Regions from separate parts of the Homo sapiens genome. Here region 2 is linked to region 1. The links are chromatin loops, found by intact Hi-C in ENCODE. Cell type or tissue: mammary epithelial cell. All regions are shown on one strand. Links, peaks and the distances in the headings refer to the core of each region. The heading gives the core; the rest is flanking DNA.

Region 1 (2,930 bases), core at 93-2,592:
TTCCTCAAGGATCTAGAACCAGAAATACCATTTGAGCCAGCAATCCCATTACTGAGTATATACCCAAAAGAATATAAACCATTCTACTATAAAGACACATGCACACATATGTTTAGTACAGCACTATTCACAATAGCAAAGTCATGAAACTAACCCAAATGCCCATCAGTGATAGACTGGATAAAGAAAATGTGGTATATATACACCATGGAATACTATGCAGCCATAAAAAGGAATAAGATCATGTCCTTTGCAGGGACATGGATGAAGCTGGAAGCCATCATCCTCAGCAAAGTAACACTGGAACAAAAAGCCAAACATCATATGTCCTCCCTCATAAGTGGGAGCTAAACAATGAAAACATATGGACACAGGGAGGGGAACAAGACATGCTGGGACCTGTTGGGGGGGTGCAGGGCAAGGGGAGGAAACCTAGATGATGGGTCAATAAGTACAGCAAACTACCATGGCACATGTAGACCTACATAACAAACCTGCATGTTCTGCACATGTATCCCAGAACTTAAAATAAAAAATAAAATAAAATAAGATCATGTACATTAAAAAATGATAAGTATGTCAGGTAATACATACGCTAATTAGCTCGCGTCATTCCATAATGTATACATATTTCTAAAATAAAATGCTGTGCATAATATATATAATTTTATTTGTTAATTAAAAAATAGATCAATGTTAAAAACAAAACAAAACACAAAGAAACCCCACATGGCCTTAGGCCATGAAGGGCTCTATTTCTTTCTCATGGTAGATTTTAACTCTATAATGGCCATGTGGCTAGGTAGGTAGTTGGTTAAAGTAAGCAGGAAGAAATGAATTCCATATCAATAACTTTGTGTTTGTGATGAAATAAGAACAGCAGCCTCTAGGGAATGTGGTGGATTAGTCACATAAAACAGTTTTCATGTTTTTGTGTTTCTAGTGTGGATTATTTCAGTGATAACAAAGACTCTGAAGACCACATACCTATTCCATAGCAGCATGCTGTAGCAAACGTCTGTTCAGTATATTTAAAAACTTAAGTCTCACTGGAATTAATTTGATAAATGAGAAGAAAAGTGATAAGATGTTAGGTTTATGTTAAATATCATGGTAAAATTATTGACTCATAGGAAAAAACTAATGTAAGGTCTTGAAATATAAGTATTTATTCATATAATAAAATTAACTCACAAGGTAATTTGCATTTTGGAAAATTCTCATCCAGAGAGCAGTCATTGGAAAGTGGGCTTATAAGATCTCTCAGAGTAGAGAGCTGTCTGTCTGAGAAAACATGCCCTTGAAGAAAGAGCACCAGACTGGATGAGGAGTCAGGAGGTATGTTGACTCTGACTGGTGCTGTCAACATAGGATGACTCATGCTGGCTCACCCAGGATTTTCCCAGTATTTGCACTGAGAACTGTCTTCTTCCCTCCCATTGGTTATCGTTTTCCCCATCCCACTACCTCCAAGTCCTGGGTCAACCAGTGTAGTGGGTCAGCAGTTAGGTGCATGATCTTGAATTAGACACTCAATTTACCAGTTTTGGGTTCCTCATGTGTAAAGCAAAGAGGATGGATTAGATGTTGATATAGTTTTGCTGTGTCCCCACCTAAATCTTATCTTGAATTGTAGTTCCCATAATCCCTGCATGTTGTGGGAGGGACCAGGTGGAGGTAATTGAATCATGGGAGTGGTTTCCCCCATGCTGTTCTCGTGATAAATGAATTTCATAAGATTTGATGGTTTTATGAACTTCTGGCATTTCCCCTGCTTGTGCTCATTCTCTCTCCTGCCGCCCTGTGAAGAGGTGCCTTCTGCCATGATTGTAAGTATCCTGAGGTTTCCCCAGTCATGGGGAACTGTGAGTCAATTAAACCTCTTTTCTTTTCTTTCTTTCTTTTTTTTTTTTTTTTTTTTTTTTTTGAGATGGAGTCTTGCTCTGTTACCCAGGCTCTGGAGTGCAGTGGCATGATCTCTGCTCACTGCAAGCTCTGCCTCCCAGGTTCACGTCATTCTCCTGCCTCAGCCTCCCAGGTAGCTGGGGCTACAGGCGCCCGCCCCAACGCCCGGCTAATTTTGTTTTTGTATTTTTAGTAGAGACGGGGTTTCACTGTGTTAGCCAGGATGGTCTGGATCTCCTGACCTCGTGATCTGCGCGCCTCAGCCTCCCAAAGTGCTGGGATTACAGGCGTGAGCCACCGCGCCTGGACTAAACCTCTTTTCTTTGTAAATTACCCAATCTTGGGTATTTCTTCATAGCAACATGAGAATGGACTAATACAGATGTCTGAAGCTCCTTGCAGGTCTAACATAAGAGTTTATCTCAAAGTCATGATCTTTCTTGTTCTTATTTAATTTTTATTTTTTTTGAGATAAATTCTCACTCTATTGCCCAGGCCAGAATGCAGTGGTGTGATCTCATCTCACTACAACCTCCGCCTCCCAGGATCAAGCAATTCTCCCACCTCAGTCTCCCAAGTAGGTGGGACTACAGGCACGCACCACCACGCTTGGCTAATTTTTGTATATATATATATATATTTTAGTAGAGATGGGGTTTCACCATGTTGGCCAGGCTGGTTTTGAACTCCTGACCTCAACTGATCTGCTTGTCTTGGCCTCCGAAAGTGCTGGGATTATAGGTGTGAGCCACCATGCCTGGCCCATTATCTTTCTTTTCCATTAATCTATCTGCTTTCTCCTTCAAATAACCATGAAAATCTTAGAGATTAAGTCCTCCTTTGTCTTTGTATTCTATTTTTTAATTTATACCAAATCAATTCAGCACCAGGATTTCCTTCAGAGAATCAAGCATTACTCTCAAAGATTGGCAATTGAGATAAGATAAAGAATTAAGTTAGCATGTTTGTAGAAAATGCAACAAAATCTATTGTTCACTATAACCTAGGCAATCTGCTAATACAAA
Region 2 (2,930 bases), core at 337-2,836, 230 kb after region 1:
TGTCTGCTTGGCTTCTGGTGAGACCTCAGGAATCTTCCACTCATGGCAGAAGGTGAAGGGGGAGCTAGTGAGTCACAAGTCAAGAGAGGGAGCAAGAAAGAGAGGAAGAGGCACCAGGCTCCTTTAAATAAGCAGCTCTTGAGTGAACCATGAGAGAGAACTCACTCATTACCATGAGGAAAGCACCAAGTTGTTCATCCACCAGGCCCACCCTCGATACTGGAGATCACATTTAAACATGAGATTTGGAGAGGACAAACATTCAAACCATATCACTGACCATCAGAGAAGTGCAAATTAAAATCGCAATGAGATATCATCTTACACCAGTCAGAATGGCAATTATTAAGAGGTCAAAAAACAGATATTGGCAAGGATGTTGAGAAAAGGGAACACTCCTACACTATTGATGAGAATGTAAATTAGTGCAGCCTCCTTGGAAAACAGTATGGAGATGTCCAAAGAACTAAAAACATAACTACCACTCAACCTGGCAATCCCACTACTGGGTATCCATCCAAAGGAAAATAAATCATTATATCAAAAATATACCTGCACTCGTATGCTTATAGCAGCAATATGCACAATAGCAAAGATATGGAAACAAACTAAATGCCCGTCAGTGGAAGAATGGATAAAGAAAATGTGATAGATAGATAGATAGACAGATAGATAGATAGATAGATCAATCCACCATGGAATACTATTCAGCCATAAAAAAGAATGAAATCATGTATTTTGCAGCAACATGGATGGAACCGGAGGCCATCATCTTAAGTGAAATAACTCAGAAATGGAGTCAAGTACTACATGTTCTCACTTATAGAGGGGAGCTAAATAATGTGTACACATGGACAAAGAGTGTGCAATGTTAGACACTAGGGACTCAGAGGGGTGGGTGGGCAGAAGCAGGGAAGATGATGAGAAATTACTTAACAGGTACAATTTACATTAGTTGGATGATAAATACATTAAAAGCCAAGATTTCACCACTTAGCAATATATGCACATAACAAAATTGCACTTGTACCCCTTTAATTTTAGCAAAAATCCCTATGGTAGTGCTCTTTTATTTGTGGTTTCACTTTCCATGGTTTCGGTTACTCACAGTCAACCACAATCTAAAACTATTACATTTAAAATTTCATAAGTAAACAACTTATAAATTTTAAGATACACGTCATTTGGAATACTGCGATGAAATCTCTCATCATCCTGGTGCATGTCCATCCATTTGTACAGCATCTCCAGGCTGTAAATACTCCTTGCCCATGAATCACTTGGTAGCCATATGAGTGATCAGATTGACTGTTACGGTATCACAGTGCTTGTGTTCAAGTAACCCTAATTTTACTTAATAATAACCCCAAAGTGCAGAGTAGTGATGATGGTGTTTCAGGTATACCAAAGAGAAAGTGCTTCCATTAAGTGAAAAGGTGATAGTTTTGGACTTAATAAGGAGAGGGGAAAACATTTATTTTGAGGTTGCTAAGATCTATGGTAGGAAGAAATTTTCTGTCCATGAAATTGCAAAGAGCGAAAAAGTAATTTGTACCAGAGTTGCTGTCACGCAACAAAATACAAAAATTACAGCCACAGTGCATGATACGTGCTTAGTTAAGATGGAAAAGGCATTAAAGTGGTAGGTGGAAAATGAACAGAAATGTGTTCTGATTGACAGCCATTGGGTTTAGTATTATCTGCTGTCTCAGAAGATCTACCCGAGGATGGGGGGACTACTGTAATTTGACTATGAAATAACTCCCATTGTAATGAAGGTTAAGAATGAATAAACATAACAGCTACCAACACATAGAAATGCAGTCTATAGTTTGCCCATGCACCTGGCTGATTCTCCTATTTTGCTTTTTTTGGAGAACTTACATTTAAGCACTGACGGTGCCTGGATTTGTCTCTTGAACTCCACTAAAAAAATAAAGTGTTATTCCACTTAGCATTTGAGTGCATATACTTTTGTAATGTTTTCTAGTGGTTTTTAAATGTTTTCATTTTATTTTTCTAAGCAGATCCTTAAAGGCAGGGACTTTGTGAATTCTCAACATTTATCCCAATTCTTGGCAATCAGTAACTAATTGCTGAATAATTGAGAATCAAAACAGCAAATGCCACTTCCAATCTTCGGTCTTGCAAAAGCTATACTTGGAATGTATGACATTATTGATTAAAATGAGGTTTGGGTACATCTTTGTCTTCTAATTTTCCATGCTATTTTTATTTTCAAAGAGGCAGTATGGTATAAGGCTAAAGATTGGCTACTTGAGCCTGGTAGGTATATGTATCAGCTTCACCGCTTTCTAGAATTCTAACCTTTTGTAACTCAGTTTCCTCATCTTTACAATGGAAAATATAATACTATGTACTTTACTACCTAATCTGTGGTTGGCAGATTAGCTAAATTAATAAAATAATTTAGAAGAGTGCTCAGTACATATTAAGTATTTTTTTGATAGGCAGAATAATGACCCCGTGCCAAAGACGTCCACATCCTGGTCCCTGGAACCTGAAATACGTCACAGGGAAAGAAATATTGCTAGGGAAGCAGAAGTTGCAGTGAGGCAGGACCATGAGCCATGGAGCTCAGGTAGCATCTAGAAGTTGGAAAAGGCAAGAATTTGATTCTCTCTTAGAACCTCCAGAAGGAATGCAATTCTGCTAACACCTTGATTTTAGCCCAGTGAGATGCACTGTGGATTTCTTACCTTTAGAACTGTAAGATAACAAACGAGTTGTTTTAAGCCACTGAATTTGTGGTAATCTTTCATAGCAGCAAGAGGAAACGAATACAATACTTAATAAATGTACTATCAGTAACCCTCACAACCACAAATAATTGAGAAAGTCTACCTGAGCAAGATGAATATACAAAACTACACCAGAACAGATTACAAAGCACATAGCTTTAATTACAC

The links. A loop is a pair of places that touch in the nucleus more often than their neighbours do. Peaks named below come from ENCODE experiments on the same cell type or tissue, not always from the same donor. Only the 100,000 strongest peaks of a DNase experiment are listed, where the experiment ranks them.
Region 2: a loop joins it to region 1, with 23 times the contacts of the local background. A loop is called at or near these places in 2 of 110 quality-filtered maps.

What each region holds. Positions count from the first base shown.
Region 1 is chr5:40,445,573-40,448,502 of GRCh38, reverse strand. No RefSeq gene overlaps it. Among named protein-coding and RNA genes, the nearest start is that of LINC00604, 210 kb to the right of the region's middle. In mammary epithelial cell, for the core only: no CTCF peak of the experiment used is centred there; a DNase peak (open chromatin) is centred at 1,392; H3K27ac peaks cover 1,186 bases.
Region 2 is chr5:40,216,012-40,218,941 of GRCh38, reverse strand. No RefSeq gene overlaps it. Among named protein-coding and RNA genes, the nearest start is that of LINC00604, 23 kb to the left of the region's middle. In mammary epithelial cell, for the core only: no CTCF peak of the experiment used is centred there; no DNase peak of the experiment used is centred there.